7 separate regions of the Homo sapiens genome follow, and regions 1, 3, 4, 5, 6 and 7 are each linked to region 2. A link is a loop called in an ENCODE intact Hi-C map of the cell type or tissue named here. Cell type or tissue: GM12878. All regions are shown on one strand. Links, peaks and the distances in the headings refer to the core of each region. The heading gives the core; the rest is flanking DNA.

The links. Hi-C counts contacts between places; a loop is a spot of excess contacts. Peaks named below come from ENCODE experiments on the same cell type or tissue, not always from the same donor. Only the 100,000 strongest peaks of a DNase experiment are listed, where the experiment ranks them.
Region 1: it touches region 2 in a loop (5-fold over the local background); 75 of 110 quality-filtered maps call a loop at or near these places.
Region 3: it touches region 2 in a loop (5-fold over the local background); 3 of 110 quality-filtered maps call a loop at or near these places.
Region 4: it touches region 2 in a loop (5-fold over the local background); 16 of 110 quality-filtered maps call a loop at or near these places.
Region 5: a loop joins it to region 2, with 5 times the contacts of the local background. A loop is called at or near these places in 61 of 110 quality-filtered maps.
Region 6: it touches region 2 in a loop (3-fold over the local background); 17 of 110 quality-filtered maps call a loop at or near these places.
Region 7: a loop joins it to region 2, with 4 times the contacts of the local background. A loop is called at or near these places in 14 of 110 quality-filtered maps.

What each region holds. Positions count from the first base shown.
Region 1 is chr5:143,393,465-143,397,464 of GRCh38, reverse strand. All of the region lies in intron 2 of NR3C1 (nuclear receptor subfamily 3 group C member 1), which reads left to right. Among named protein-coding and RNA genes, the nearest start is that of NR3C1, 8.2 kb to the left of the region's middle. In GM12878, for the core only: no CTCF peak of the experiment used is centred there; no DNase peak of the experiment used is centred there; H3K4me3 peaks cover 3,802 bases; H3K27ac peaks cover 2,280 bases.
Region 2 is chr5:143,823,195-143,827,939 of GRCh38, reverse strand. No RefSeq gene overlaps it. Among named protein-coding and RNA genes, the nearest start is that of HMHB1, 13 kb to the right of the region's middle. RefSeq lists a silencer at 2,560-2,699. In GM12878, for the core only: a CTCF peak has its summit at 2,635 (motif pointing right); DNase peaks (open chromatin) are centred at 639 and 2,639.
Region 3 is chr5:143,561,913-143,566,657 of GRCh38, reverse strand. The region is part of intron 1 of LOC105378209 (a long non-coding RNA gene); the gene reads right to left. Among named protein-coding and RNA genes, the nearest start is that of MIR5197, 120 kb to the left of the region's middle. In GM12878, for the core only: no CTCF peak of the experiment used is centred there; a DNase peak (open chromatin) is centred at 2,087.
Region 4 is chr5:144,188,075-144,192,819 of GRCh38, reverse strand. The region is part of intron 2 of KCTD16 (potassium channel tetramerization domain containing 16); the gene reads right to left. Among named protein-coding and RNA genes, the nearest start is that of KCTD16, 20 kb to the right of the region's middle. In GM12878, for the core only: a CTCF peak has its summit at 576 (motif pointing right); DNase peaks (open chromatin) are centred at 619 and 2,859; H3K4me3 peaks cover 251 bases; H3K27ac peaks cover 2,762 bases.
Region 5 is chr5:143,000,811-143,005,555 of GRCh38, reverse strand. All of the region lies in intron 11 of ARHGAP26 (Rho GTPase activating protein 26), which reads right to left. Among named protein-coding and RNA genes, the nearest start is that of ARHGAP26-AS1, 130 kb to the right of the region's middle. RefSeq lists an enhancer at 3,109-3,178. In GM12878, for the core only: a CTCF peak has its summit at 2,320; DNase peaks (open chromatin) are centred at 860, 2,395 and 2,945; H3K27ac peaks cover 3,760 bases.
Region 6 is chr5:143,207,408-143,212,152 of GRCh38, reverse strand. The region is part of intron 21 of ARHGAP26 (Rho GTPase activating protein 26); the gene reads right to left. Among named protein-coding and RNA genes, the nearest start is that of ARHGAP26-IT1, 17 kb to the right of the region's middle. RefSeq lists an enhancer at 4,418-4,745. In GM12878, for the core only: a CTCF peak has its summit at 2,721; no DNase peak of the experiment used is centred there; H3K4me3 peaks cover 546 bases; H3K27ac peaks cover 3,344 bases.
Region 7 is chr5:143,639,701-143,644,445 of GRCh38, reverse strand. No RefSeq gene overlaps it. Among named protein-coding and RNA genes, the nearest start is that of MIR5197, 38 kb to the left of the region's middle. In GM12878, for the core only: no CTCF peak of the experiment used is centred there; a DNase peak (open chromatin) is centred at 2,685.

The sequences.
Region 1 (4,000 bases), core at 1-4,000, 430 kb after region 2:
GTCTATTGTTTCCAAACAACAGCCCTGATATAGCTAAAATTAGTTGCTTTCTCTTCTCTATATGTTACATGACTGTAGCCAAACATTTGCTATGACCAGTGACCCTGAGTGATCAGCAAATAATCAACACATTGAGACCACAACTTGAATACTGACCTTCTGACTTTACGAAGAAAAATATTAAATGCCACTAATAACTTGAATTCCTTTTAAATTAAAAAAAGTTATAAATTGCAATTTGACTTTTTAAAATGCCACCTAAAATTGTTTTTATCAGAATACTTAAAAAAAAATCCTCACTTTATTCTCTGGGGGTGGGAAGAGGCAATTCCTTCCTTCCACCACAACATTGAATTATCACATAAAATTGTAAAATTATGAATATTATGATTGAGCTTAGTAAAGCATTTTCTAAGTTCATTTATAGTAAAACAAGAGAAACCTTATTCTCAAAATCTATTCTTTAAGTAAAACAAACTAGTCATTCTAACTTAATATGCTTTTAAAAATACTGAAGTTCAGTACATTTAGCATAAACTTATTGACGAAGGCACATTTCTGCATTATTTGATTTTCAGCCTTGTTTCATTTAAGCATTAATGACAGAGGTAGAGAACAGAAATGGTTTTAGGTGGTATTAGAGCTTTTATTGGGATTATGTTGAAATTTTAGTGTTAAAAAATTGTTCGTATCCTGAAGGGAGGGATTATTGGAGAGAATGAATGATGTAGGATGAACTTGTAAATTCAGTTTTCGGCAGAGTCTAAAATTAAGTGATGATTGGCACTTAATGAAGCTACTAAAATTTATGTAGATTTTAATGTCTCATTAGTAATCGCATCTGTATCTGGTTTTATAAAAGTAATGAAATTGAAGACCTGTACAAATACAGAATGAATGAAGCAAATTCTGCTAACATCATGTTGAATGTTTTCTCAGAAAAAGAGGAAATACGAAGAGAAGAGATTTGTTTTGACTGTGATTTACCCTCACCCCCATGGATACTTTCTTTACTTCCTACCTTTTTTCTTTTTCTTTTCCTTCTAAAGATTCTGGCAATGGGTGTTTCAGTGTTTTTTAAGCTTAATATTTCTGGTACTCATTTATGTAAAGTGATTTCTGAATGTTAAAGGAGATTTCTTTTTAAATATATTTTCACTTATTTTTAGCTTTATGATGAGAATCTTATTTTTTAAATCTGTAACTTGTTATGGCTACATGATTAGTAAAAAAAGTTTTTAAAACACACTGTGTATTCAGGTGTGTCATTTTAGTGTGAAATGACTAATGCAGAAATATGTGACTAGCATGTGGTCAGATTTTATTGAAATTACTTACGATGTTTCTATGGCTAGTCCCCTTGTATTTTTATAATTGGTAACATAATTCATATGTTATTTTGGTCTTGTCTATTTGTGTTACATGTATTTTAGTCTGACCACTTTTGCTACTTATTTAATGTTTATACATTTTATGAAAGACTTATTCTGAAATATACCTTGCATAAATGTAGGTTAAATGCAAATTGTATTAATAGTGAAATGGATATGTGGGTAGAGATCACTTTAGGGGCCTTTTGAGATTTAGTGAAGGAAAGATTGGATCAAAAGGGTTTACTTTAATGTGACTGCCTAATGTGAAAGTCGGAACATCTGCATTAATTGGTTAGTTACATAAATCTTAGTCTACTCTGGCCTGCAGGTGACTGAAACAGCCCAGGAAATCTTAATTTACATTAAGCTTAGACAAGGTCTGAGGCTTAGGCTTAGTTCTTAAAGCACATTCTTTTTTACTTTAATGATTATTCCTAATTTTAATGAGCAGTGGGTTCTCATTGTGTACTAGTACTTAGGTGGGCAAATTAAATAAGCAAAATAGGTTTGTGCTGAATAGCATTTACCCTTCTGAGGACATCCTGGTAATATTTTCATCAAGAGTAATTGTGTAATGCAATATTTACAGGTATTTGCCAGATTAATGGGCACTTGTTTTCATATTTCTGAGTCATGGAAAATATACATTGATGATTCCTGTTGCATAAAGAGTTTTCAAGAAAATTTTGTTGAATTAAGCTATAACTACAAAAAAAAATCCATTACATATTGACCTTTAGAAAGGATTTTTAAAAGCCCATGCTGTCCTTATTTCTGCAGCTTCAGAGAGCCGACTGCTCTTATTTTCTTCTGGCATATTCTATTAATACTTGGGTTTTGTATTTTTCAAGTAAATAAAATATTCCTATTGAGAATTTCAATTTTAAAAAAGAAAAGGTCTACTAAGTGTTCCTTTCCCTGTTGAATTATGTGTGATCATTTCTATGCTAAACTAGATTAGGGTGTGACTTGTGATGGTGATTTTTGTTCATTTTACATATTAAGAAAGAAATAGAATTTTATTGCAGTTCAAAATTATTTGTAGACAGTGGTTTTAACCCCCAGACACCTAATTGTGACAGGTTGCTTTCCTTAGTGCTCAATACTGTTGTAAATGTCTCTAAATACAGAATTTCCAGTGGAGTTCATGAATTAATTGGGGGTGGAGGGTGAAGAGGGAGGAGCAACAGAGATGTGGGATGCTATAGATAAGTTTAGGAATATCCAGATCAGTTCTGAAAACTAACAGTTTGGATCAACTGTCATGAATTAGAGGTTTAAGAAAAGAAAAATTTAGGACTATAGGTACAAGGGAATGCATCAATCAGAATTACAATTTAATTTCTTTTATTTCAGGTAGAAATCTAAAACTGACCATGGCTATATAATACTAATTTTTGAGTTATGTTGTTTCTTACTATGCTTTATTATCAAAAAAGGATAAAATGCACATTTTACTTGAAGATTATTTTAGCTAAGATTAAGTTCATATTTTTCTCATTTTTATTTAAGCTGCTGTTTAATAAATGAAAATCTAATGACTTGAATGTAGTCGACCTAATGTCTTAATGTTGATATAATCATTTCATATATCATAGTGCCCTTTTACAGCCATTGTCAACTGACTGGAGAGCAACCCTTTTCTTTGGTAATATATTTCTATGGGTTATGTATTTTTCTGCTGGAATATTGAGAAAATTAATTTTTCATAATATGCAGAATAAATTATGGGGTTCTGCAAGTGCTAGACAGTCACTTAAACCATTTATATTGCAATACATTCCTTAAATTCAGTATTTTGAATGAAAGTGTGTTATCCCCGAATTTTATCACTTGTCCAATTTAAATATTAATTACATCCCAATAGAGCTGCATGCTTAAACATGCTTTTTCAGAGTAACCCAAGTATTAATTTCGAGTGCTTTTAAATATTTTTTCTTTTTAGCAAGTTTCAACAACATTAATCCTGTCTATAATGCAGCAAGTTCAGTGAAAGTACCTGTTGTTTTATAATTTTTTTTTCATTCTCACTGTAGGGCACCAAAAATATATATAAGGGGAAAAAAGTTTTAATGATATGATTAGTTGTAAATGTTTACGCATTATCTTACCTTGAATTTTTATTTTTGTAACTAATAATTTGAGAGTTCAATAAGTATGCAGTGTTTAAGACATAGTTTGTTGCAAAAAGTGTTAACTTACTATTTCTTTTTACAATAAAATTAGCCTTTATTCTAGTTGATTTCATAACTGTCCATAATATTTAGCTGTGGCTATTATGAAAGTATATTTGATAGCCAAATTTTGAAAGCTATTATGAAATGATACAATTCACTACATGATTTATTATTTCATGCTGGTTGGGGCAGTGCTGTGACTTATGACCTTATGATTGTCACATGCTGAACACTAAAGCTCTACCAGTTTGTTATGGACACTGTTTTACTTTATGTTATCGTTTTAATGTTTTCTTTTATAATTATTGAGGATAAGAGCTTCCTTAATTTTAAGACTATTTAAATTGCAGATTTTGCTTTTTTATTTTTTTAACCATCCCTTCCAAAGAATTTGATTTAGATATTCAGTAGTAGAAACAGAAGAAAAATACTCAACTAAAAGTCCAAAGA
Region 2 (4,745 bases), core at 456-4,455:
GTACCTGTGGTATTTTGATACATGCATATAATATGTAATAATAAGGGCAACTGGGATATCCATCACCTCAAACATGTATCATTTCTTTGTGTTGGGAACATTCCAAATCTTTTCTAGCTATTTTTAAATATGCAGTAAATTATTGTTAGCTATAGTCACCCTTGAACACTAATACTTATTCTTTCTATCTAACTGTATTTTTTTAAAAAAGAGTATTTGGCCATCATCTAAGTAAACTAAATGCTTTTTACTCTAAAGAGATAACAAGATCCAGGAGATGAAACCCCAGGGTAATTAATAGAAATAGTAGATGACAAATCTAGTTAAATGTTATTATTCCCCACTCCTTCCCCTCTCAACTCACCTTCTCTTCATTTTTCGTATGCTATCAAGAAAGACATTCAAAGACATGAGAAAGGCATTCACTGACATAAGGGAAATGGTACATGGAGAGTAAATTGTGGTGTGCATTTGAGAAAGCAGGTTTGCTCCAAAGAGAGGCTGGCACACAGTGATGTTTGCTTAGTGAGCCAGACTCTAATTTTATTAGCTCATTCTCATCTTTGAAAGTGCTAAATGTCTGCAGTTTCCCCTGGGCAGGTGATTCAGCACCTTCCACATCAAGGGCCAGATAGGGTTGCAGTTTCACTCTGTGTGACCAGATTATTGTTGTTGAGTCAAAAGGAACCTGACATTGTGTATATATATCAACGTGGTTCTGCGTATTTCTTTACTGGGATGTTTATTTTTTCACATGCACACACTTTCCTACCCAACCCTCTTTCTGTGTTGGCATATGCTGTAGTGTTTCTGCAAGATATTGGTTCATTATTTCTGACTCTTGTGACATTCATTCTTATTACTTGCCCTTAAGGACCTGTTTCCAGTCATTGCTGGAGGTGGAACCAGGGAAGAATAACACACACGAAATGATTTCTGGTTTTAATTTTAATGGCAACTGCAGTCTCTTTCCCTATTCAATTATTTTTCTTGGAAACAATTCCTGAGTGCCTAGTTTCAGGGGAAACCTTCATCAAATAAACATAATATCAAGTTTGTATTAATGTGATGGGATGGCGTTTAGTACAATCAAATCTTGTTACTATGACTTACAGCAATGAATAAAGAAAGGAATTCAAATTCACGATTATAAGTTTCATGGAGGAAGGAATGTGATTTTGTGTAAATATATAAAGCTTTGTCTATGCATATATCAACATTCATACAGGACATGCTATAGAGAAAATGAAATCCCTTAAACATGCTCATTCACTCAGTCAACCAACATAAGGGAACGATCTGATCAAGATGGTTCTACGTGGCTGGGTATGGCAGGGGAGCAGCTACAGATGGGGCCAGGTTATGAAAAGTTAGCCAATGCCACAAGCTATAAAGTACTCCTCTTCCACTCCACTAAGCACTTTTTTGAGTATCTGTTATGTACCAGACACTGAGAAGACTCCAGCAATGGGAAGGCAAAGAGTCTGCCCTCCTGGAAGTTATATTCTAATGGAGAACATGCATTAAGCAAATAAACAAGATAATGACGGGTAGTGATTACTGTTATGAAGGAAATTCATAGAAACGCATAACAAGAGCTGCCATATTGGGGAAGGAGAATGTTGGGGGAAGGAGTTCTTTTAGATAGGGTGGTCATTGCCGGCCTCTCTAAGAGGAGACATCTATACTGAGATGAAAGAAGAGGAAAAGCCAGCCATGAGAAGTGTGCAGAGAAGACTATTCCATGCAGAGAGAACAGCAAGTGCAAAGGCAAAGGCTGGCCATGTCGGAGTGATGGAAGAGGGCTCAGGTTGGCTGGAATATGGAGAGCCAAGGGGGCATGGGTATACAATGAGATTGAAATCACATATGGATGTCTAGACAAGGGTGAAGTGTTGAGTTTTAAACAGGACTTGTATCAGCTCATCTTGGCTGCTGGGAGGAGAGAGGATTGTGAAGGAGCTGGGAGGAGAAAAGCAGAGAGAGCCCTTAGGAGACAACTGTAGTCATCCAAACAAAGAGATAGGGAATGGAGCTAGTTAGTAGCAGATGAGATGGAGCACAGCGAATAAGACACATGATATGGAAAACCGAAGAGCCTGCTTATTTATTGGCTGTAATAGATGAGGAAAAGAGAAGACATAAACATGGCTCCTGGGTCTATTATGGCCATTTAGATTACTCTCAGGTGAGGCAAAGCAGATGCCCTTCCAGAATAATTTGCATTTTACAGTGAGCCCTGTGACTTTTTCCTTACAGAAAGAAAGTGGTCTGCAAATGGTTATAATACAGAGATTAAGAGGCCAAAGTCGTCGTTTAACTGTGTGATCTTAGGCTCGACGCTGCCCCTCTCAGAGCCTCAGAACCACCTTGATTAACCTCCAAAATCCCTTGGAGGTAATGAGTTTTTCATTGGTGCAGAAATAGCCATTCCCTTGGTAGAAGTAGGATTGTACAACTGAGAAGCTGAACCAAACACAACAATTGGTGGAGTGCGTTCCTCCCTCATTACCCTGTAATCTCCAAAGAACCTCCTCATAGGTGCTCTTCATATAGTTTATCTTTGCACCTTAATGTCAGCACAGCAGCAAGTCCATGGCAGGGAAGGGGCAGCCCAAAATACATCCACCAGAGGGCAGCATAGAGCTGTGCTTGCACAGATCAGCCCCTGAGGTCATCAGCCCCTGCTGTGGGAGCGTGCAGATACCTGCTTCCAGAGAAGAGCAGAGTTGGGGTCTGGAATCACTGCTGCTGAAGCAAACCTTTTGGCCAGGGTACTGAGAAGAGCATGAGAATGTCGCTGCTACAAACAGTGACAAACCCTAAATCCAACTGCAGCTTACACAGTCCAAAAAACAGATAAAATAGTATTTTTATCTTTAGCTGTCTTACATGGAGGGCTATGTACCTGGCACTGACAGATGGGTATACGCATTATCTCACTTAAGCTTTACATCAACCCTATGTGCTGCATCCTGTTTTTTATTCCTAGTTTACAGATGAGGAAACAAGTTACTGAAGATCAGTGATGGGGCAGTTTTCTCTAACTCTATAAAAGTCTGTTTCACTATAAAACCTCCTCCTCCAGGCTGTATACATCTGCTTGTTATTTTTCTAGAGTTCTGCTGGCTGCTCTGTGGATAGAAAGGAAGTATTACATAAGGATTATATAGGATTTGGCTCTTGCCCTTGAAGTACGTACACTTTCAGAATGGAGAGAACAACTTAGGTATCATACAAACAACTGTATATAATCCAGAGCTTCACGGCTTGGTAAAACTATGTTTTCACTACTCCCCAGTCTCAAGTGTTTTTCCACTGGTACTACACAATTGCTATAAACAAAGTCTTTTTCGTGAGAAGTGGTGTGCTGTAGTCAAACATTCAATCATTCATTCATTTGCTCTCCAAATATTTAATGAATATTTCTTACTATGACAGACACTGGATATCACACAGAAACATACTTCATCCTTGCCCTTGAGGGGCTTATAATTTAGTTTGGTATGGTGAAAAATGGACAATGGCAAGTAAACCAGTACATGTGGGATTATAATTATACATGCCATTAAAAAGGTCCAGTGGTTAGCTATTATCCCTAGTGACCTCAGCTCTTGGACCAATGATTTCCTGCTCTTGATTCCCGTGATCTCCTTCTCTATTGCAGCCACCGGGCAACCCTGCCTCGAGCAGGTCTTCTCTTCTGTGACCTTGACCTTTCTGAATCGCCTCTGTGATTGCAATCTCATGGACACATGTCTCTCACACTCCTTTGGATTCCAGCCAGCCTTTCCTCCACCCTCAGTGTATAATCCCTCTTTCTGTATTCTCTTGTCTGCTCAGGACTCCATGGCAGGTCAATTCAGCCATACCCTTGTTCCTGCTCTAAAATCCCCTGACCTTCCATGATGCCCATCCTGACCAATCCTGAGTCTACCTAGCACTCTGCCCTCTCTTCCCCAGCACTGCCCTGACCTTCTTCCCACTCATCCTCTCTGACCAAACCTCAAAGCTCCTCTGCAGACCTTTCAGGAGAACTTTCTTTGCTTCCTGTTTTATTCTCCATGGTCCCCATGTCAGGCCTTTTCTACTCCCCTCAATCCCAAATATACTAAATGCACATTGTAGTAAATGTAAGAAAACATGTGAACATCCTCAGCTTCCTTTGTCTTTACCTCAGAATCTTCCTCCACCTGTGCCCATTTGTCTTTGGCTCTCCAAGCAGAATAGGGAGTTTCTTGCTCTTGCAGGCACTTCATGATAAGGCCCAATGGTACTTGAAAAGAATCTTATAGCGGCACTCCATTCATTCCTTCATGCACGCCTACCTTTCGTACTGCATTCCACAGCTGTGTATTGACCACCTACTATTTTCCAGCATTACAGTTAGCACAAGAGATACCCCATAGCAGCCTAGGATCAGGGAGGAGCAGGTCAGGTAGACTGGAACATTATGGGAGAAATGGAGTGTCCTGGTACAAGGTCAGGCAGGTGTTGGGGGGTGTGTGTGTAAGACCTGCTCTGCACAACACCAGAGGTCATATTAACATTCCAAACTTATTCTAAAAGAAAAGGAAACCAGAAGACTGACCTGATCTGATTTGCAGTTTCCAAAGGACCACTGTGGTTGCAGTGTGGGGAATAGATTAGAGAGGGCCTGAGTGGAAACAGAATGGAGGGAACGATGGAAAGCTGGTACAGTAACCTGGGTGAGAGGGTATGGCTTCCTGTGCACAAAATCTCCA
Region 3 (4,745 bases), core at 307-4,306, 260 kb after region 2:
TCCTAGTGCAGAGTCTGCGCTCTGAACCACTAAACCTCCAATTACTAATTCAGTTTTTCAGGTAGCTCTATACAAGAGAGTGGCTCTCCTGAGTAGTAGAAACCAATATTCTACCCATTGGAAAGTTTTGTGACCCCACTACCAATCAGTCAGTCAGCATTCTGATTTATAAATCTGTCGCCTGTTAATTTCTTTATAAGTTAGTTCCTGGTAGCCTGATAAACTCAGGGACAGCTGATTGAATGAAGCTTTATAAGCTGCAAAGGTGAGGCTTAGGTTCTGTCCTGAGCTTACACAACCAAGGAATTGCCTACCCAAGCAGGCCCGCTGGAGGCAGCTAGCCAGCCAGCCAGCCAGTTGTCTTCTTTCATACCACTGTAAATGATTCAATCACAGCTCACATAATACAGACAATTCAGAGAAAAATGTAGGATGATTATGTTGGAAGAAGCAGGAATCTAGGAGCTTTAAGGATATAGTAGAGGTGAATGCAGCCAGAAATTCTAAGTTAATGATGGCAAGTAGGTTTCATTTTATGTGACAAATCTAATCAATTGGTGGTAGTGAATGCCTAGGGCTCTACATTGAGAAGGATTCTGATGCCACTTCTGGGCTATACAGTAGAGAATGCCACGATTAATTGGCAGTGTCTGCCATGATCACAGGCAGGCATGGGGGCCCATATGTCATATATTTACCATATATGTGCTGGAGAATGTCATAATTAGCAGTGTCTGCCATGATCACAGGAGGATCATGTCATATATTTACTATCTCTTAAGTGTTAGAATCTCAGTTGATATTGATCATTATATTGAATGTAGCATCCAATTACATTTGAGTAGAAAATAATGTGTTTTCAAAAATATTTACCAATCATAAATTGTATGAAATCACTGCACTATGGGCTGATTCCTGCTGATGCACATGCAAACTTGTAATTACTTTCTCAGTACTTCTATCCTTTGAAACTAGTGTCCACCTCAGTATGGTAAAAAGAAAAAGAAAAAAATTATTTCAGTGTAGGAACTTTGGGAGTTTATCTCAAACCTAAATTTTTTTGTGAACAGAAGAAGGTGTTGCTTTGGGGACATGGATCTGTGTATCCAACATCACAAAATCGTAAGTTAAACTTTTTTTTTTTTTGAGACGAAGTTTTGCTGTGTCACCCAGGCTGAAGTACAATGCACGATCTCGGCTCACTGAAACCTCTGTCTCCTGAGTTCAAGCAATTCTCTTGCCTCAGCCTCCCAAGTAGCTGAGATTACAGGCGTGCACCACCACACCTGGCTAATTTTTGTACTTTTAGTAGAGACAGGGTTTCACCATGTTGGTCAGGCTGGTCTCAAACTCCTGACCTCAAGTGATCTACCTGCCTCAGCCTCCCAAAGTGCTAGGATTACAGGCATAAGCCACTTTGCCTGGCCCACAAGTTAAATATTTTAAAGGGGTAAAAAGCACAGTTTTTTTTTAATTAAAATCCCAAGAGGACCCCCACATATATGGTCACCAAATTTCTGACAATAGTGTTATTACTCTGCAATAGGGAAAGTAGATATTTATAACAAACAGTGTCAAGTCTATTGAATTCCCATATGAGAAAAAAAAAGAAGGAAAAAAGAGTACTGAACCCACCTCACACGATTTATAAAAATCAACTTCAGATATGAAAAGAAAAACAATAATCTTTCAAACGATAACATAGGAAAATACTTTCATCACTTCAGTATAAGCAATATTTTCTTAAATAAGACATTAAAAGTACCAACCACAAGAAAAAGATTGATGAATTGAACTATATTAAAATTTAAAACTTCTGCTCATCAAAAAATGTTATCAAGAGAATGAAAAGACAACCTGCAGTGTGGGAAAAGATATTTGCATACAAATATCTATATATTCTGTGTTTCCAGAACATATTTACATTTTAAATTCACCTAAATCAGTCAGATAATCCAATAAAAAAAATGGGCAAAAATATTTGAGCAGCTAGTTCACAAAAGAGGATATGAAACTGGCCAATATAAGAGCTCAACATCTTACTCATCAGAGAAATGCAAATGAAAAGTACAATGAGATAATGCAATGCACCCACCACACCAGAACTGCTAAATTTTTTAAAAGGAACTTGTAATCACAAGTGTTGATGAGAATGTATAGTGACTGGAACTCTCATATACTGCTGTGATGTAAATTGGTACAATGTTGAAACTGTTTGGCATTACCTACTAAAACTAATGCATATGGACATTATGATGTAGCCACTTTCACTCTTAAATATATAAATAACAGGAAGGTATATATACATGCACCAAAAAACATATGCAAGAATGTTCATAGCAGCATTATTTGTAATAGCAAAAGTCTGGGAACAGCACAAATATTCATCAACAATAAAACAGACAAATATATTATGGAATATTTATACAATGCAATATTATATACAGCAACAAGAAGAAATGTCTGCTCCACACAGCAACATGGATGAATCTCACAAGCATATGGTTGAGTAAGTATAATAAAAGAAGCCAGACACCAAAGAGTGCATACTATATCATCTGCATCATTCCATTTATAGAAACTCAAGACCAAAATTTATTGTAATAGAAGTCAAAAGAGCAGTTTTCTTTGGGTGAGATAGGAATTCATCTGGGTTGCTGAAAATGTTCTATCTCCTTATTTGGATGGTGGTTAGGACACTGATTTCATTTAAAGAATTGATCTGTCATGACAGAGGTCAGAAAAGTGGGAATAGTGTATGTGAATGGAGCATAAGTGGACTTCTGTGAGCTGCTGATGCTGCGCATCTTGATGTGGGTGTGGTTACATGGCACTCACTCTATACACGTTCTTCAAGCTACTCGCTTATGGCTTCTGCCGATTTCAGTGTGAATTTTTTATTTCTAAAAAGCTTTTACTTTTTTTTTAAAAAAAAAAGTACTGTGTACTGCATTTGAGGGAGAAATGGCACTAAATATCCTAAATAATATGGACTGATCATCTATCTTAACTGGAGATAACAAGAATAGAAAACATTTATTGAGTATGTAATACGCATCAAGCACTGTGCTAAGCACTTCACATGGAAGCTGTCATTTAATGCCCCTGTTTCCCATGAAGACTGGTCCTACTACGATCCACATTTTACAGATAAAGGATCTGAGGCTTTGCTAGCTCAAGGGACTTGCCTGAACTCAAACAGCTAGTAAGTAGAAGAGCTGGGACTCCAGCCCTGGTAGTCTGTCAAATACAAAAATGGACTTCAAATAATGTTTCTTATAAAAGGAAAAAAAGAAAAAGATGGGCATGTGCGTCCCTGCTTTCTGGCTGTATATGTGCTTAGAAAGCTGCCCACTGTCTGCCTGCCCAGTGGGTTCACCCTCAGCTGCTCAGGCCCAACAGAAACATACTATGAATTGGCTTTTCCTTCACATGTCGTCAGCCTCTGGGACTGAGGAGAGGCGGGTTTGTTTGCTTTGGATCTCAGGGAAATACTATGGCCAGCACTCACTGGATTTCCTGTAACTGGAAAAGAGTGATGTAATGATATTCGACGAGGGTGGAAGACAGGCCTCACCATGAGCCATGTGTGAAACCACCCTGTGTTATGCCAGGCCTCAGACAGGCTCTCAGCCCATTCTACCATGCATTAACAGGACACACACCCCTTCACACCCCCTCTTCAAGGCCCCTTGAGACTCCTCTCTTCTAAGAACTCCATGATGGAAAATACTAACATTTGGTTCATTCCAGAGTGCTGCCTTTCACCAAGAGCTTAGAGTTGCTTATCAACTAGATACATTTCCCTGGTCTGAGTTGGGAGGTAAGATGGGGCACTTTGCCTGGAGAAGTTCTGAAGAGATTTTTCGGAAACCTCATGATGAGTGACTGACTTCTGTTATTTCTTCAAGTCTATAAATAAACCCAAGTAAACCCAGCAGGTAATGAGGTTCTGGGACTCAGAGAAGAGTTCTAGCATTTGCTGATCAGGATCTTCTTCCTAAGCACGTGGAGAAGTAGGAGGGAGACTCAGGAACGGAGCCTTCCGCTCCCCGCAGAAAGGTAAGCATGGTGTTTGAGCAGTAGGAGGAGATCTGACAACAAAGGAAACCAGGAGCTCCACTGTCAGTTACAGTCCCGCTGAACAATTCAGTTCCCTTCGTCCCCCTGCAATCCAGAGTAATTCTGTGGGTTTCTATTCTTCCCACCAAGAAGTCCTCAAGTGCCTAATGGAAGTCTTACAAATATTCCTAGAAAAATCACCAAGATCCACAGATTCTCCTCAGCCAGAAATTTTCCATTGGGCTCCTCTGCATTTACACTACATTGATCCATTCTCATCATTTATCCACTCGTCCATGTTTTATCAGTTCATTTATGGGTTCACACTGTCATTCATTGAACAAATGTTTCTTGTGTACCGACTATTTATTTGGGGAAATCAGCTGTGAAGTAGAGACATTCTTCTTCTCTTTCCTAAGTCACATAGTTAAGTGTTCCTTATTCAACTTTTACATATAATTATACATCTAGATAGCATTTATTGAGTGCCTAGTGGACACTGTTCAAACCATTTTATATGTATTACCCATCCTCACAATACTCCAGGAATATTTCTATTTTATAGGTGAAGAAACTGAGGCAGAGAAGCTAAAAGTAATTTCCCTTAGGCTCCATAGCTAATAAGTTACACAGCTGGGATTTAAGCCAGGAAGTCTTATTCCACAGTCCATGCTCTTAAACCA
Region 4 (4,745 bases), core at 398-4,397, 360 kb before region 2:
GTTCCATACAAATGGGCTGATAAGGAAAGGGAAAAAAATGGTTACAGAGACATTCAAAAGTTCTGAGATAAATCATTTCAAAAATAGTGATATTCATAGAAAGTGGTGCTGGTTTTTGATATGTGAAGGACCAGCATTCACAGCTCTTCAACTGCTCTTAAAATCTGAAAGGTTCTGTCATAAATGAAAAAGCCACAGTGCCTCAACCAGTGGCTTGCTTTAACTTCCAAGGGAAGAAATAGGAAAGCTCTAGGAACTAGAAGAAATCATGTAACCCCTTAGAACACAAATAAATAGATGAATTAATTGATTTTGTTACAATCCTTCGCTTTATTCGTTCCCTGGTCTAAAATCTCCCATTATAATGCAATTAAGTGAAACCTCATGACAAAATGTAATGATTAAGCAAACTATAAAAAGGCAGAACTTGATAGAATGAAATCGTGTATCACATTGAACATATGATTTCCTTTCTCTTCTGCCTTAAGTAAGCATTTCTTAGAAATCAAAAATTCATGTCAAGATCATCAAAGCCGACTTGAGACGTCATCAGGATTAACAATCTAGAGTAACAGAAGGGGGCAGTGTTATCACAGTCTCTTGCATCAACCTGAAACCTTGAAGAAGAGAAACTGAAAGTCACCCTGAGTAACACTGTTCACTTACCCAGCATCCTCAACTGAGTCCCAATTTCAATTACTAATTTCTTTCCACTTGTGAAGTCTTAAGCTCCCAAAGTCAGCAATGAGATGCCCCCTTTGGTCCACCAACTTGACATACCCTGCCAAGCCCTATAAGAAACTGATCCCTTCTCACTGTAGCCTCAAGAAATGCAAGCCTGTCTCTACATTTACCTTCATTATTAATTATTCTGCCTTTTACAGCATGAATGGTGAAAGAAATTCACTTGTATTGACCATATAAGAAAAATACTTTATATTTAACATGTTATCAGAAAAGGCCTAAAGTTTATTTGTACTGCTGAAAAAAAAAAAAATGGAAATACGCAGCTCCATGCAGAAGCACTGCCGCAAACACTCACTGTTAGCCTGAGATGCATAGAAAAACAGGGAACTGTCTCGGCTGTTGAGATAATTTAGCAGACAAGTCTAGAGAGAGATAAGTGGAGGCAAAAGCTGGTAAACACCCCCAAAGAGGAGGTGAGATTTCTTAAAGAAATCTGAGGAAGGATAACTCAGCCAGCTGTCTTCAGGGCTTAGGGAGGGAGGATGAGAGGAATGAGAGGAAATATCATGACTAGACAGAGTTGCTATTGCACTTTGAAGGACAGGTGGAACCTAGAAAACAGAAGCTAAAGGTTCTATGTAGAAGGGAAAAGTGGTTGAAAAAATATGTGTGTAAGTGTGTCAGGGGGTATATGGAGGGGAGCAGCAGTTGGGAAAAGAACAGTCAATTATCCAGTTTGGCTGGAGCAAAAGGCACCAGTGAAAGAACAGTGGAGGAGTTTGAACTTAATTCTGTAAACACTAAGTAGTCATTGTGAGTTTTTGAGCAGAAATGACAGAAACAAGTTTCTCAACGACCACCACTTCTACAGAGTAACTCAGAACTCATCTACCCTCTCCCCAGCATCCCTTTGCTCACTTATCAGGGAGGACTTCCACCAATGATTCCCATTCAATGTCCCCACTGACAGGTGTGGCTTTGACATTAAAGCAATAAGAATTTCCGTTTTTACAACAGTATTAAAAAATATTTTCCCTCTATCCCCCAGCCATGAAAGAAAGGGAAATAAAGATAAAAGCTGCTCTATTACCCATTTGGCAAAGTGAAGAATGGTGTACATTGAATGTCGCACATTAACGACAATCAGTGAGGCTCACCTTCAGCAGAGAATGAGAATGTTTTATGTGTGTTGTGGTGTGTGTGTGTCTGTGAGTGCCCATTCACTCATTCATTCAGTAAATGTTTGTTTAGTATGTTCCACATGCTAGGCATTGCCATAGGCAATGGGGATTCCACAATGAACACAAAAGAGCTGAAGCTCCTGCCTTCATAGAGCTCACATTCTAGACAATAAATGAATAAGCATATAGAATGTCAGATGATAATAAATATAGTGGAGAAAAATAAAATAGAATATTAATTACTATGTTACTGGGGAGGGGTATTAATAGCAAAGGGACAGAGGGGACAAGGAAAGAGGTAGGGGAAAAGTGTGTTCTTTAGTAGTTTAAGCTAAAAAAGGCTTTTTCCAGTCAGGTGAACTATAGTAAAGAAAGGAATTTTCATTCAACAATCAATCGTAATATTAATAGATATAATAATAGATACCAATTACTGAATCACTACTACATGACTGTCACTATGCTGAGCATTATTTCATTTATTCTTCACAATAAGCTTTGTTAGTGTGACACTTATAGGCACAAAGGAAAGTGAGGCATCGTAAGAAAGAGAGAGAACGGAAGGAGAGAGAAGCCAAGGTTCAGATAAGTCAAGTAGCTAGCCCAAGTGATCTTACGCAAATGTACAGAACGTGGATTTGAGTGCAGACACTCTGACTCCAAAGCCTGCACTCTTAACCCAGACACTGGGTTGAGGTACAGAGATAAATAAGTCATGGACTCTGCCTTGGAATTGCTCATAGTCTAGTAAGAGAGACAGACTCGTAAACAAATAAATCCAGTGCAGTGATAGGAGCTATAATAGAGGTATAATAGCGTTAAGGAGACACAGAGGAAAGAGTGACTAAGTGCCTGGCTGCGGGTGGGGTGAAGGGTTATCAAAATGCAGACATATTCATTTGTGCTTATGTAATTCATTGCTCTCGCTGGGTCTGGTTACTCACAACGAATCTGCAGTTCCCTCCAAAACCTTTTCCGGTGGATTTCCCCAGTCTGTCTTCACAGGTTGTGGGTTGTCAGCCTCATCCTGAATGCAATAAGTAGTTCTGACACAGAGGCCACATAAACTCTTTAAAGCCACTGTGGAGAAGGAAGGGAAATAACAATATAGCAGTCTACCTTAACTACCTTCATAAAAGGCTAAGGAATATGGCAACCATGTGAATTAAAATGAGATGACCAATATAAGGGAAAAGAGGAAAAATGCTGGCAAACCACCTGAAAAAACTAAAGGGCATGTGTATTGTGATACAAGGTGGCTGACAACAGTTACTCAGAAAGGAAAATTATATTCCGTGAAGGTCCTTATTACCTAGCACGATTTGCTTTAAGCCTCCATTCTTAACCTAGGTCTGCAAACGGGATTCACAAAATTCATGAATTCCCTGAAATTGTATGCAAAACTCTATGTACCTGCTCTACATTTTCTTTTTCTTTTTTCTTTTTTTTTTTTTTTGAGATGGAGTCTCACTCTGTCACCCCGGCTGAAGTGCAGTGGCGCAATCTAGGCTCACTGCAAGCTCCGCCTCCCAGGTTCACGCCATTCTCCTGCCTCAGCCTCCCGAGCAGCTGGGACTACAGGCGCCCGCCACCACACCCGGCTAATTTTGTTACTGTATTTTTAGTAGAGTCGGGGTTTCACCATGTTAGCCAGGATGGTCTCAATCTCCTGACCTCGTGATCCGCCCGCCTCGGCCTCCCAAAGTCCTGGGATTACAGGCGTGACCTGCTCTGCATTTTCTAGAGATCCCAAGAGTTCATCCAAATTTCAAAACAGTACATGTTCTCCAAGTAGGTTAAGAGCTGTGCGTTAAATACTTTCAGAACTGCTACTCCAGTAGATTTAAGTATAAAGAGCCTGGCATATCTTAGAGGGTCCAAAATGTCTAAGTGCATCCTTTGATATCATTGTTATTTATTGCCTTTATCAATGTGTTTGCAAATTACTGGTGCTACTTAGACACCCTACACATGAATATAAGGCCTTACCATGACAACAGGGCTTGCTTTTGATTATGTTGTGTATAGTTGATCTTTTATCTCTCTTTTGGAACTTCTTTGTAGAAAGATTCACTTTTCAAAGAAGCTGTTCACTCAGTATTGATTCTCAACTTTTTGTGGCAGGGGAGGGGAGGTGAGTATTTGATTAGGAATATTACAATGCCCCATTTGGTGTTTTCAAGCTGACCTCTCACCTGACTCTTTTCCACTCCAAACCCCTATTTCATAACTCAAGTTATTTATCTGTTGATACATTTCTCTTCATGTATATTTGGATCACCTTAGGCACAACAGCTTAAATTTTATTTTGGTTAGATGCCTCTTTATTACATTTGATTTATAGTCATTGAAAAAGTTTTGAGGATAGTGGAGAATCTTCCACCTTTTTACTGATGCTGCTCAATGACAAATTTGCCAGAGGTTGAAATGTCCTACCTACTAACCATCAGCCTAGCCACTTTTGGTTAAGCACCCTTTGTGGGTTAAAGAAAAGAGTTAGGATGAGAAAGCTTACCACCAGATGTATCATTCTAAACTCCATCAGGAAATGCATTCTTAAAACTAACTTTGACTATTTTCTCATGTACTTTCTCTTGACAGACATAAGAAAACAGATCTAGGATGAGAATGCGGCCTTAATGATTCCCTACTGCTAAATAACAGTAAATCTGGAAGAGGTACAAAGCTAATATCTATTAGCTTTTTGTAAGTACCAAAGGACAATACACATAGAAGGATCACATTAACAGAAAAATCCAGATGAAATGTAAGATATGGACAATTAATTACCAACCAAAACATTTGCCTAGACTCAACCCCATCAAAGAAGCCTTGCTGTTGTGATAAGAAGCAAGAAACCTATAATGATGGCAGATT
Region 5 (4,745 bases), core at 471-4,470, 820 kb after region 2:
ACCCTCATTTTCCTTGGGGAGCCACCTCCCTGCCAAGGCAAGTTCATATGGTTTGGGTGGGGCTGATCCCAACTCCATCTTCAGGTTTGTTGCATGTGATCCAGACTATGCATCCTACTGCACATATGATTGGCCCAAGCCAAACTCAGCCGATGACACTCACTCATTTTTTATTACAACTATGGGAAATGAGGCCTTGTGTTGCTAGGAAAACAGGATGCATACCTGAAGCTTTTGAGGCCAACTTCGGCTACCACACAGGCAAAGCCTTGAGCAGAAAAGGTCAAACAAAGAAATGCAGGGCCATGAATGAAGGGACATGGGATTCTGATGGTATCATTTGAGCCCTTTTATCTTAACATATCAGAAGCTCATCCCTGCTCTTTCTATAGTATATCAATAACATACTTTTTATTTTTTAGTTGTGTTTCTGTTGCTCACAGACAAGGGTTGTGGTAATTTTTTTTTTAAGTGCATGACAGAAAAGCCTACTTGTGCTTTATAGGGAACTCTAGAGTGAAGGAGAAAAATGTGCAACAAAGTTGAACGAGAAACTGTGCTGTCATCCTTGAATTTCCCATTCCTTCTACCTCACATATCCAATCAGTTCCTAGTTGTATCACTTCTATTACTTTCATATGTCTTGAACCTATTCCTCATCCCCACTTCTTCTTCTATTGCCCAAGGTCAGATTGTTTTTGCCTTCTCACCTAGACCTTGACATTGGCTATATCCTGGTTCTTGTTGGCTCCACCCTCTGGCTCTGCTCACTTGCTCTGCAAGATGTGTTTCCCTAAACCACAGTGTTGGTTGGAGAAGAGAAGGCTTCAAAACATCACAATACCAGTCTTCAGATTCTCAAAGGGCAGTGATGTGACAAAGGGGAAATCTTATTGTGCTGAACAGAGATGAAGGTCAGGGTGGAGTCCCCAGGAAGGCAGATTTCAGCCGAACATAAATGACTGACAGGAGCTCTTCATGGTCCACTAAAGCAGGAGGCTGACCCAGCATCCTCTTACACACAGACCTAAGCCCCCTTCTGTCTAGAAGGCATCCCGGGCATTCCTGGGCTGATTAATTTCGCTGCATTTGGGGTTTAATCATTGTCAGCCTAACCCTTTCACTGGTATAGGCCCTGGACAGATTCCAAAACAGGGAGAAATGGATTTGGATGAAGTTGAGTCAAGTGGTGGATGGAGCATGCTGTGGCTTTGGAAACTTGGCATTAAGGTCTGTGTTAAAGCAAACTAAATATGGCCTGAGAAGGACTCCATGCTCCTATATCTGAGTCCTTGTGGACTAACTGTAACCTAACTTAATAGGTAGACAAGGTTGAAAACCTAACTTAGGAAAATTTACCTATAACAACAGCTGAGTCTTGGCCAATCCCAGCAGCCATACCTCAACCACTTATACACTGATGAGTGTTCAAACTATGTTCAAATAAGGCAAACACCAAGCTGTAACCAATCCAGTTGTTTTTGTACCTTACTTCTGATTTCCGTACGTCACTTTCCTTTTTTTTTTTTTTTTTTTTTGTCTATAAATTTGTTCTGACCACGAGGCATCCCTGGAGTCTCTCTGAATGTGTGGTGATTCTGGGGGCTGCCCAATTCGCAAATTGTTCATAGCTCAATTAAACTCCTTTAAATTTAATCTGGATGAAGTTTTTATTTTGTCACCTGGTTCTACCACTTTTGAACTATGCGCCCTTAGATAATCATTCAACATTTCCGAGTCTGCTTTCTCATTGCAAAGTAGAGCTAAGTAATAATACTTATGAGAGTATTAACAGAATTTAAAATAGTTATCACAGGGACTGGAGGTGCTCAAAAACGTTATTTCCCTTTTCCTTACTCCACAAATATTTCCTAACTTACTTGATGGCTGCAGACAACCTTAATCTCTCGTTTCTTTGATCTCTTACTGCTCCTACAGTCTATATTCTACAGAATTTAATACTTCCAAATAAAATTTTTCATTCTTATCATTTCCAATCTCCAATCAAGGTTAATTTTACATTTCTATGGGGCAGGGTTTAGGGGAAGTGATCTATGCGGCATCTAAATGTTTGCATATATTCAGTGTCCAAGAAATTATTCCTCATTAAAGGACAAGGGGCTTAAGGATGCGCATTCCTTCGTCTGGGTCTTTCTCTGCAGGTCAGAGGCAGGTCATGATGACCTTGATGAGCAAATTATCCTTATGGCAATGCTTTCACATTTTGAGTGTCACTGGCACTTACCGCAGTTCTCTGTGAGAAATTTCAAATTAAGCTGATATAGTTTCAAGAGAAAAGGTGAAACAGCTCCTCCTGGAGCATGTAGGTGGTAGGTCACACCCCAATAACCAGTGAAGGAGTAGGCCATTTATTTTAACTTGTTTTTGGTTCTGGTGAATTAGGCACAGGCTAACTGTTCTGGGATTATTAACACTGATTGTTGTGGGTGCTTCTCCTCCGCTACCCCGTGACTTTGATTTGTGTGTTACATAAACACTGTTGCCATAGTTATAATTCAGGAAGCTTTGTTGTTTGACCTTAAGAAAAATTCAACCTCAAATCAGGATAACACTGACTCTCTAGACCACAATAGACCATCAGAGGGTAGGATCTGCCAAATTTCTTCAAGCTTCTAGAAGGAACTACTGTATTTTGGGTAACAAGCAAGCAACAAGAGGAGGAAATGCTGCAATGTTATGCAATTTCCTTGCATTTCATATTCAGCAATCCTGAAAACCTTTATAAGCAACTTCCCTAGCTTTCAACCGAAGATTGGAGTCACAGCCAACATAAACAAAAACTGGATGCAAAAGAGGAAGAAAGAAATCTAAGTAATGTACAAGTCAGAAAAGTGTTTCAGGAAATTTTTAAAGGCAGCAGAAAGGGCAAAAGCTCATTTGCTATCAAGTGCATGACAGTTAAGTAGATGGCGTGCAAGCTGACATGTATGTAGGATGTGGCCAGGTCACAGTGTGAGGAGTCTTACGGCTCTAGCACTTCCTGGCTTCAGGCTGATGCAACATTAAAAAGTGGATGTGAACCCACTCATCTGTCAGCATGCCGTTTTCATGGTGAGAGGAGAGACCACCTCCCATCCTCCCAAAAGAAACTGAAATACTAAACAGAGAATGTCTTTATGTGCTCCCCTCCCCAACCCCCAACCCCCAACCCCCAACCCAGTGTTTTTGGAAATAGTTATACAGCTCTGTTAGCAGAAGAGAGAACCTTGCTCTTTTGTGCTTTAGAAAACTGCATATGAGAAATTCCTCGGGATGGTATGCAGCACACCAAAGTAGGAGCTCATAAGGCTCTTCTGCTGCCCAAGTGGGTCCCAGCCCAGGAGAAACAACGGGCAGAGAGTGAGTCACAGCACTATGCAGCTCCTTTCAACCTCCAGTCCCTTCTTCCAGGAGGTTCCGGGCAGTGGCATGCATAGCTGTCTTCATTGCAACTCGAGGCTGATGCAGTCAGACAAACTCAAAGCACGTTCATGATCGCCTTCATCCCCACAATGCCCCTTGGAGAGGCAGAAGGTGAATGTTATGTTATCCAACACAGACACAGGGAAAGGTGACTTCTTCCCTTGCCACAAACAGCTGTCAGTTCAGAGGACTGCATTTCTAGATCTATGACTCGAAGCTGAGTTTCCTACCCCAAATCCAAAAATAATCTTGATGCCAACTCGTATGCATGCAACAAGAGATTCTGAGAATATTCACTCTTTTATTCTGTTGCTTTGAGCTGGCAGTAAAGGGTATCCCCAGCACTGTGATCACATGGAGAATCTCAGTATTCTCCCACAACTCCCAAGGAGCAGAATGAGGTTTCTAAAATGGAACTGTAGATTCTAGAATTCTGCACTCTGTGTGGGTCCCCCACCTCCATCACAGGCAGAATCCACTCCACTTCCGACTCCAGGAATAGTGTGACTTAGGCCAGCCAGAACAGCACATTTACTCCCAATCCACATACCCTTATAAAAATTCTCAAACATACAGAAAAGATGAAAGAAGAGACAGTAAACATGCATATACCCATCACCTCCATTCTACAGTTGTTCATATTTTGCTATATTTGCCTTATCACATATCTAGCCATCTTTCTATCATCCATCAGTCCATCTTGCTTTTTAATAAATTTTAAGAGGAGTTGCAGATATCAGCACTTTTAAACATTTCAGAACACATATCATCTAAAGTTCAATATTTGTCCATTTTTAAATGTAAAATGTACATACAATAAAATACATAATTCTTAAGCATGCCAATCATGAATTGTGACAATTTCATATACCCATGTAAGCTAAACCTCTATCAAGATAGAAACATCAGCTCAGATAGTTCCCTCAGACCTCCTTCCATCTTACTCCCACCCCTCACACACCCCATGCACTGGCAACCACTGTTCTGTTTTGCACCCCCAATTAGTTTTGCTTATTCTAGATCACTATACAAACAGACTTACATCATATATATTCTTTTATAGCTACTCTGTTTCACTCAGCATAAATTTTTTTTTTTAAGTTCTGGGATACATGTGCAGAACATGCAGGTTTGTTACATAGGTATACATGTGCCATGTTAGTTTGCTGCACCTATCCACCCATCATCTAGATTTTAAGCCCTGCATGCATTAGGTATTTGTCCTAATGCTCTCCCTCCCCTTGCCTCCCATCCCCCAACAGGCCCTGGTGTGTGATGTTCCCCTCCCTGTGTCCATGTGTTCTCACTGTTCAACTCCCACT
Region 6 (4,745 bases), core at 278-4,277, 620 kb after region 2:
GGTGGGTAAAAAGCAAAGAGACCAGGGAAGGGGGACTAAAAGTAAGGGAAACAGCATCTGAGGAAAGGCTCCTCTGACTGGATTTTCACAAACATTATTTATTAACCTCACTAAACAAGGATAATGGGACAAAACAGGGGCAAGCTGGAAAACCAGCAGGGGTATTTGGCAGCCAGAAATAAAAGGGAGTGGTCCAGGTGCCCAAGATTATCATTCAAAAGGAGTAACATTCCATTGATATTAGGTTTGTGAAATTGAATAATGAAGTGGCAATAACATAGTACGTTAAAAAATAACAAACTAGGCACTGTGGCACATGCCTGTAATCCTAGCACTTTGGGAGGTGGGAGGATTGCTTGAGCCCAGGAATTTAAGACCAGACTGTAGAGACCTCCATCTCTACAAAAAAATAAAAAAAATTAGCCAGGCATGATGGGACACGTGTGGAGTCCAGGTTACTTGGGAGGCTGAGGCAGGAGGATTGCTTGAGCCCAGGAGGTGGGAGCCGCAGTGAGCTGAGATTGCACCACTGCACTCTAGTCAAGTGAGACCCTGGCTCAAAAAAAAAAAAAAAGTAAGTAGGTAAATAAATAAATAAGCAAGCCAAGAAAGGGCCTTGTTTTTTTCTCAAGTTGATAGGCAACTGACAGTCTATGGGAGGGCTTTTCCCTTGAGATCTCCCTCTACTGCTTTAGGATAGGCACAAAAATGGGAGAAATGACAGAAGAGGTGCTTTTAAAGGGGGCCATTCCTGTTGCCCAAGGAATAGGAATGGGTAGGGTTGCCAGATAAAATACAGGACACCTAGTTAGATTTGGATGGCAGAATAAACAATAAATATTTCTTTAGTATACGTTATGTCCCAAATATTGCATGGGACATACATATATGAAAAAATTTTTGTTGTTTATCTACCATCCAAATTTAACTGGGTCTGCTGTATTTTTATTTTATTTGCTAAATCTGGCAACCCTACCCAAAAAGTCTTATCTTCTTAAAAGCTTGTCAGCCCAACAAGTCAAGTGTCCCATAACTCCTTCTGAAAGGTCTTAAGCAGTTTGCTTTAGGTAGGGTTCCTACCAAAACAGACAAATCCTGTTGGCAGAGAGATTGTATTTGTAGGCTTTGGCTCTGATAAAAAAATAAAATAAAAAATCTCCACCAGGCATCATTGGTTCTTTGGCTTCCTATTCTCCACAGTATATCTCAAAACTGGATACAGAGGGCCTGGGGTAGTTTTCGGCTGCTCCTGTCAACAGTGCCCTTCAGACCTCAGCTGGGCCTTTAAGGGCATGAACAAGTTGGGATCCTCCTGCTAGTTCCCTTTTAATTTTCACCTCTGAGCATGGCACAAGGCCTGGAAAGCACTCACAGGAGTTTCCCTCAAATGCCCTTGCAAACCTTGCAAAATGATGACCCATTCGCCATCATATGGCACTACAGGGAGGTGGGACCAGCTAGACTGGCAGGTGGAAAGGGGTTGATCATTTAGGCATAATTTCCAGGGACCCCTGGGCAAATGCAAGTTACGGGTTTGGGGCTATCGGCTTTTTTGGGGGAGGGGTGAGCAAGTGAAAGAAAAGGGAAATACGGAGGGAATGTGTCTCCAGCACCCTTTCTCTACTGTGCTGCAAAAGGCATCTTCATTCCTGACTTTGAACAAACAAGGTCTATAAATGGTTTGAAGAGGGGACAGTGATATGGTTTGGCTCTGTGTCCCCACCTGAATCTCATCTTGTAGCTCCCATCATTCCCGTGTTGTGGGAGAGACTCGGTGGGAGATGATTGAATCACTGGGGACGGTCTTTCCTGTACTGTTCTCATAATACTGAATGGGTCTCACGAGATCTGATGATTTTAAAAAACGGGAGTTTCCCTGCACAAACTCTCTTTTTGCCTGCCGCCATCCATGAAAGACGTGACTTCCTCCTCCTTGCCTTCTGCCAGGATTGTGAGGCCTCCCCAGCCACGTGGAACTGCAAGTCCGTTAAACGTCTTTTTCTTCCCAGTCTCGGGTATGTTTTTATCAGCAGCATGAAAACAGACTAATTCAGACAGTAAGCAATTTCCAGAGGAGACATCATTCAGAAGTTCATGGGACCACTGATTAGATCTAATTCAATATTTACTTATAAAGGCTTTGCTCAGGGAAGGAAATCTGAAGCTTCATGCTCTGGAAGTGGATTTGAGGGAGGCCCCAGTGGACCTGAATAATGGGTGTATACCACCACCTCTTTGCTATACACTACAGTGTACAGGTTTCGGCCCTCTCTGTTCCTCTGATGGGCTAGCTCCTCAGCAGTGTTGCTGTCTGTGCTCATCTGGGCACACACATTTAGTCCAACTCTGCCTTGACTATTTTTTTTTTTTTTGAGATGGAGTCTAGCTCTGTCACCCAGACTGGAATGCAATGGCACGATCTTGGCTCACTGCAAACTTTGCCTCCCAGGTTCAAGCAATCCTCCTGCCTTAGCCTCCTGAGTAGCTGGGATTACAGGCGCCCACCACCATGCCTGGCTAATTTTTGTATTTTTAGTAGAGATGGGGTTTTGTCACGTTGTCCAGGCTGGTCTTGAACTCCTCACCTCGGGTGATCTCCCCACCTTGGCCTCCCAAAGTGCTGGGATTACAGCTGTGAACCACTGTGCCCGGCCTGCCTTGACTATTTCAAGAGGGCAGCTTCCTAAAGGGTGTCCAAATAGTGCTATTCTAACAATGGCCAGGGGAGGAGGTACTGAGTAACTGTGACCCCAGACACACAAGATGGCAACAGAATGGCAGATTCTATTGCCATTGCCCTCTGTCAATCTGGAAATACTTTGGGAGGTAGGAAGAAGTAGGAAGGAAAAACAGTCTGGAAATATTTGGGGAGATGAAAACGAGTGAAGAGGTAGAGATACTTGACAAGAAACAGGGCCCCAAATCTCAGAGTCACAAAAAAGTGAGTACCATCAAGGCAGAGAGGACATTTTAGGATTTTAGCTGAGTGATTTCACTCTCTTGAGTCTCTTAACCCATTTTGTCCAAAGGGCCAATATTTTGAAGATTTTTACTCCATTTTGATAAAAATGAAGGAATTACATTTTCCTAAAGCCCAAGTTTCTCTAATGAGTAAGTGAGGCATTTTGGAAGCTGACTTGTCTGTGGTCACTTAGTTTCCTCTGGTTCAGGTCCTCATGATCTAATGAGAATAATCTATGCTATTTCTGGTATCTTAGAAAGTTGATGTCTCCCAAAGTGCCCAGAAGATGTCCAAGAAATGATTAGGAAATCACTAGAATGTCAGGAAGACATGATCTGAAAATTTCCCTTATTTATAGAGTGAGAAAAAAAAGAATTACTGAAAATCTCCTTCCCATCATCCAGGACAAAGCCAGGTAGAAAGCTGTATAAAACCTAAAAGAGCAAGTCAGGCTCTGGGCTGGGAGCTGCACGGAAACTCAAAGTTGGGGTTACCCACGTGTTTGGAGGAAAGAGTGCTGAGCTGAGGGGGAGAAGTCCTGAATTCTGGATTGGCTCTCATTTAGTCATAGCATTGTGTCCAAGTCACCTCCCTGTGTTTTAGTTTTCTTTTTCCACAGTAGGGTTCAGGCCATTTCTCTTCTCATTCTCACACGAGGATAGAATGAAATGATAGATGTGTAAGTGCCTAGTGGGGAATAAAGTAATATATGTATCTGTATATATATAAATAGCATGGGGTTTTCTTTTCTTCTAAAAGTGAAACTCGGCTTCATAAATTATTTAAGCCTCTCTGCTGGATCCACCCTTTGGAGAAAAAGACAGAAGGGAAAATACTCCCAAAGCCCAAAACGCTTCTGATGCTTATAACTGGGCTCTACAATTTGGTTGTCTGAAAGCTGAGACTAAGCTTGAGAGAGAAGCACGTTTAGGAGCTCCACAGCATAGGAATTCTGCAGGATCCCTATTCGTTCTTTTCCCGGTTGTAAAGAGCTCTTTTTTTTTCCCAAAGAGCACAAGAGCAAAAAACTTAAGTGCGGAAGTCACAAAAGCAGGGAAAACTACAGCATGGCCCTGAGAAGAGGAACTAGGTCAAGCTGCTCTCCCTCAGAGAGAGGTAGTGCCTGTTCCCAGGACAGCTCAGGCTTCATGACACACAGAGACAGAAGCAGGCTGGGAGCATGGATGGTTTCGGGAGTATATGGGGGACAACGAGGCATAAGCCGTGAGCAATTTAAGAGAAATCGCTTCGTCTCTCAAGCTTTTATTCTATGTTCGACGTCTCTCCCCCAGTGGATCTGGTCTAAGTGACTGGGTGTCAGTGCTTAGGGCCAGGGGCCCAACCCCACAAATAAATATTGCCTGACGCTGCCTGATAAACATGAGAAAAGAAAAGGTTGGCACATGTCCCAACACTGTTTCCTCTTATGTTATCTTACACCAAAGTGCAGAGAGCACATGAAATTGAGAGAGCCATCAAAACCAGAGTCTGGTTCAGGAGGTGCTCCTTCCCCTAACTCTAGGCACCAGAGAGGTTAATTCAGAAACTTGAGTCAGGGTTGAAAAGGGTGTGAAAAATGCCATGCTGATTCATGCAAATGGTCCCTTTTAGCTCTGGTCTCTTAGGATGGAACCACAGGAGAGCAGGGGCAGCCCCCTGTTGTCCCTGGCCAGCTTTGGATAAACGGGAACAGATTGGTCATCATCCGAGATTTTACCTGGAGTCTTCATGTACCGCTTCTTCTGGCCTGTCAAAAAGCAAGTGCAGGTTTGGATGGCAGGGA
Region 7 (4,745 bases), core at 317-4,316, 180 kb after region 2:
AATTAGTGAAATAGAATAGCAATAAAAAGAACAATTAAAGAACCATTGTTCTAATACCTTATTGTATTTCACCTGAAGGGCCCCCAGCAAGGACTAATAAAGAGAGCAAATTCAAATGGGATTTGCCAACGTATTGGTCAGAAATGCATTCAGCTCCATTAACAACAAACGGACAGTAGTGTAAACACATAAGGAAGTGTTTGTCTCACATAAGAAGCCTATAGAGAAGCAGTTTGGGGTCAGAAAGATGCCTTCAAGAATCCAGATTTTTCTCTTATTGGTCTTCTATCCTTGTCTTGTGCTTTTGGCTTCTGATGGCATCAGAGAAGTACCTCTAACATGGCATATTTCAGGCAAAAGAAGAAAAGAGGAGATAAAGTACTAGCACATTTCTGCTTACAGCTCATTGGCAGAACAATCACGTGGCCATATCTGGCTGTCAGGAAGCCTAGAAAATCAGGTTTTAAACTTTCAAAACCTCTGAAAGAGAGGAGGAGGTTGGATCAACTAATCTAGGGTATATTATTGCAAATAGCATAATGAATAGCAGATGCCTGGATTGATATGTCCTAATGCATTTCAGCAAACATTGTCAAGGGCCTACTCTTGTTAAAGGTTCACATGATACAACGTGATAAAGACAAAAATAACACCAAGTGTATAAGCAAAGCCTTTTGTCTTGCTGGAGGGGTGAGGGAAGGCTTTATAGACTAGGTCAGTGCTCCTCAAGCATTCATGTGCATTCAAAACACCTTGAGATTTTGGTAAAACGCAGATGCTGATTCCATAGATGTGGGGTGAGGCCTGAGATTCCGCATTTATAACAGGCTCCACGGAGATGCTGGTACCACAAGTCTGTGGAGCACGCTATGAAGAGAAAGTGTTTAGGTAACATGTAAACAGAGCTGAAGGCATGGGTAGCAATTCACCAAGTAAAACAAAGGAGGAGTATACCCGAGGCTGGGGGAACAGCAAGCACAAACATACATGCATCCTCTTCTACGCAGTCCTTTGCCACACTCTCTGTAGAGTATCTTCTTTTACATATGTGAAGGTATTCACACGCATATGTGAATGGATGTTTGGATAGATACAATAAGTAGATATTATATATTTTATCAATTGTGCTATATGCTCATGGCTACTGAGTGGCCAAGCAAATTCTCAACCAATGAGGACCCTACCACACTCTTCTAATACAATTTGTTGGTTTTTGTCTTCTGTAACTTTTCCTTCTGCTATTTATGTTGTGTTTTAGGGAACAGGTTTCACTTATAATGTTTGGGGGAAAACTTCCAGTATTAGTGCTGGAGCTGTTTAAGGAAAGAGGAAGAGAACCACTTTGGATCTTAAAAAGCAAGGTTTACCACAGAGTCACTTCAAGAAAGTGGTTAAGGACACAAACAATAAAGAGCATTCCTTAAATGTTATAAAGCCTGTCATAAGCATGACTGGAGCTTGGGGTGACTGACTAACAATTGTGTGACCTGTGGCCTGGAAAAAACTGTGGCCAGAGGGATGTTGTGATTTCAGAGGATTTGACAAAATTCAAAGAGCCATTGCTAATGCCTGATGCTAGAAATAGCTCTTTGGGGAGATTATGCTGACATGACCCCACATGTGGTTAGTTCAGGTAGCATTTCCATTTCCAGGAGCTAATCCCCCATACTAAGTGAGCAATGCCTTTTTGGGCACATTGAGAGACCAGCAAGTAGCCTGATGTTCTAGAGCACAAGACAAGAAGAGAGGGGTGGTAGCAGATGAGTCTGGAAAGTCAGGTTGGTTTAGCTATGCTGAGGCCCCCCTGCCCTCAGCCCATGGGCAGTTCAGAACTACCCAAGTTCATAAATGAGGGAATAACATGGTCACACTCAGGCTTTAGATAACTTTGTTGGCAATGCAATGGATAGATGCAGGAAAAGTGTAATGGCTAAACTGAAGTTAGGCCAGGTAGAAGGAGAGATGATGAGAGCCTGAATTAAAGCAGTGGCAATAGGAAGGGAGACAAAGAGCAAGATTCAACAGTTATGTCAAAGGTAGGCTCAGTTGGGTAAAGGAATTTGTAAGATGTGTGCTTGAAAAAAAAAAAAAGAGAATTGAAGATGACTCTAAGACCAAGGTAGCAACTTGGATGAGCGTAGTATATTTTTTTCATTTACATTTGAAAGCCTTCAGTTGTTCATAGGCCCTCCACACCCATTTGCCTTATTCTTGGCCATTTCATGTATCTGTGACACCTGCCAGAGTCTGAAAGCTTTTGAGATTGAGCCCAAGAGTTCTGGCTGAGCCAACAGGTTGAATAATAATGCTTCCAACTGTGAGAATGAATACAGAAGATCACGTCTGCAGGAGGAAGATAATTCAGAGCTTCACCAATAGAGAGGAGAGTGATTTGGCACTCATGGGTTGAGGACTAGCCTGGACCTTGATTCACTTTTTCTGTGACCTTAAGCCAGTTCTTTTAGCTTTCCAGTAGCTATAAAGCAGAAGAAAACATCCACCGCCCTGTGAATAACTCCCCAAAGCCACTAGGCTCATAATATTGATCCTGGCCCAGTACACACTAATCAGTGTCATCTCTCCTCTTTATAGGCAACTTTATGAGCCCTCATTTCCCTGTGCACTCAGCTCTCTAGACTCAGAAACTATCTGCTGAAGCACTCCCAGTGCTTCCCCAGAGCCGTGTTGCCTGTGAAATCAAAACCGAGAGGGGAAGAAAAACCAGTCCGGGGGTATCAAGTTTCTCTGGGACCCACCATTCAATTCTCAGTATGCAAGAATTTTTAGAAACAGTCCAGTGTTTATTTTCATGGTTGCACTAAAGACCTCTGGAAATACCATAGATAACCACAGCACCAATAACTATTTAATTTATTACATTTGCACATGCTGATGGAAAGAAACAGATCTTGGCATAAAGACAACAACAAACAAATGTAAATTACAAATCAGACAGTCAAATTGGAAATTGAAGAAGACTCAAAATCTACCTTCGGTTTTTCCATTCCCATGTAGTATTATTAGATCCTTTTATGTTTTATTTCTGCTAATCTGATGTCTCTCTTCAATAAATGAGTTTTTCTTTTTTCTTCTTATGCATTCATTTTTCTTTTTTTTGAATAAGGCACTGGGGCTAGTCCTAGGGAATACAAAGATCAAATAAGGCCCTGCCTCTAGTTAAGTCATGTTTTAATATTGTGTCTTGTGCAAAGTTCAAGTCAAAACAAATTTTAGAAGACGAATTTAACCTATTAAATGTTGCAAAAACCTCATTTAAGCTTATGCTTTTTAGTGAGGAATTGGGAATAAACTAAGCTGAAAGTAGAAAAAAATCAAGTTCTATACCGTGTACCTTCATGATTATGCCATTTGGTCCCCAATTATCTCCCATATCCGTTTGTTTCCTCAAGCTGAAGCATCTTCATTAGGTCAAATGCATAAGTATAAATAACTAAACTGAAAGCCCACAGGTGACTTTTTCTTCCAAGTGGCACAGCTACAGTTTCCCTCCACCTGCTAATGAGTAGTCCCAGTAGGTTTTGCTCAACCCATGGACTTCTATTTGAAATCAGAAGAGTGAGGCCAGGAACAGTGGCCCACAACTGTAATTCCAGCACTTTGGGAGGCTGAGATGGGGAGATCACCTGAGGTCAGGAGTTCAAGACCAGCCTGACCAACATGGCGAAACCCTGCCTCTACTAAAAATACAAAAATTAGCCAGGTGTGGTGGCAGACGCCTATAATCCCAGCTACTTGGGAGGTTGAGGCAAGAGAATCACTTGAACCCAGGAGGTGGAGGTTGCAGTGACCGGAGATCGTGCCACTGCACTCCAGCCTGGGCAACAGAGCAAGACTCTGTCTCAAAAATAATACATAAATAAATAAATAAATAGTGAAACTAGTTCGTTTTCAGTTTCCCAAGACCTTAAACCTGGTCCACGTTACTATCTACTCTCACTTAGACCAACATCTAAACCATCTAATTAGTGTCTTACTTTCCTCTTGTTCCCTGCGTCCTATTCTCTACACTATAAACAAAGTAGTCTTTTGAAAGCACCATCTAATTTCATTAACTCAGTGCCTACAACGTATTGTGGCTCTTGGGGTAAATACCAGAATCCTTAACATGATGTTATACCCAGCAAGATCTACCTACTCCAACATCTCCATGTTTGGCTTATATTGTGCTTCTCTTTCCCCTATTATTTGTTCTCATAGCACCATATAGCTCTCTTTGAAACCCTTTGCAAGGTATAATTTTAGTTAATTACTTGATGACCCTCATTTGATAATAAACAGCAGGAGAGCAAAGACCATGTCTATTTTGGCTCATAATTATATTCCTGGTAGCTAGCTTAAAGACTTGCATACAAAAGGCTTTAACTATGTTTTCATTGCATGAATGAAGAAATACATAAATAAATGGTCAATTGTTTTCTCAACCACTAGGTACTGTTTTTAGTAGTCAGAAAACATATTTAAGGGATGAAAACTATGTCCATTTCTTACAATTCTACAATAAATACTACCTTCTAAATGTCATGGCCTTGGTGGGAAGTTATCAAGGGAGTCAGTAAAAGGATACATATTTCTACCTTTCCAGAAGAAAGAAGGGAGAGGAAAAACATAGTTATGATCCATTATCTCTGAAATTCTCTTCAATTGTCTAAATGTCCCAGTTGTTGAATGAATCTTTAACTCCCTAGAAAAGTACTGTGTGTTCACCGGGGCCTGTCAGAGGGTGG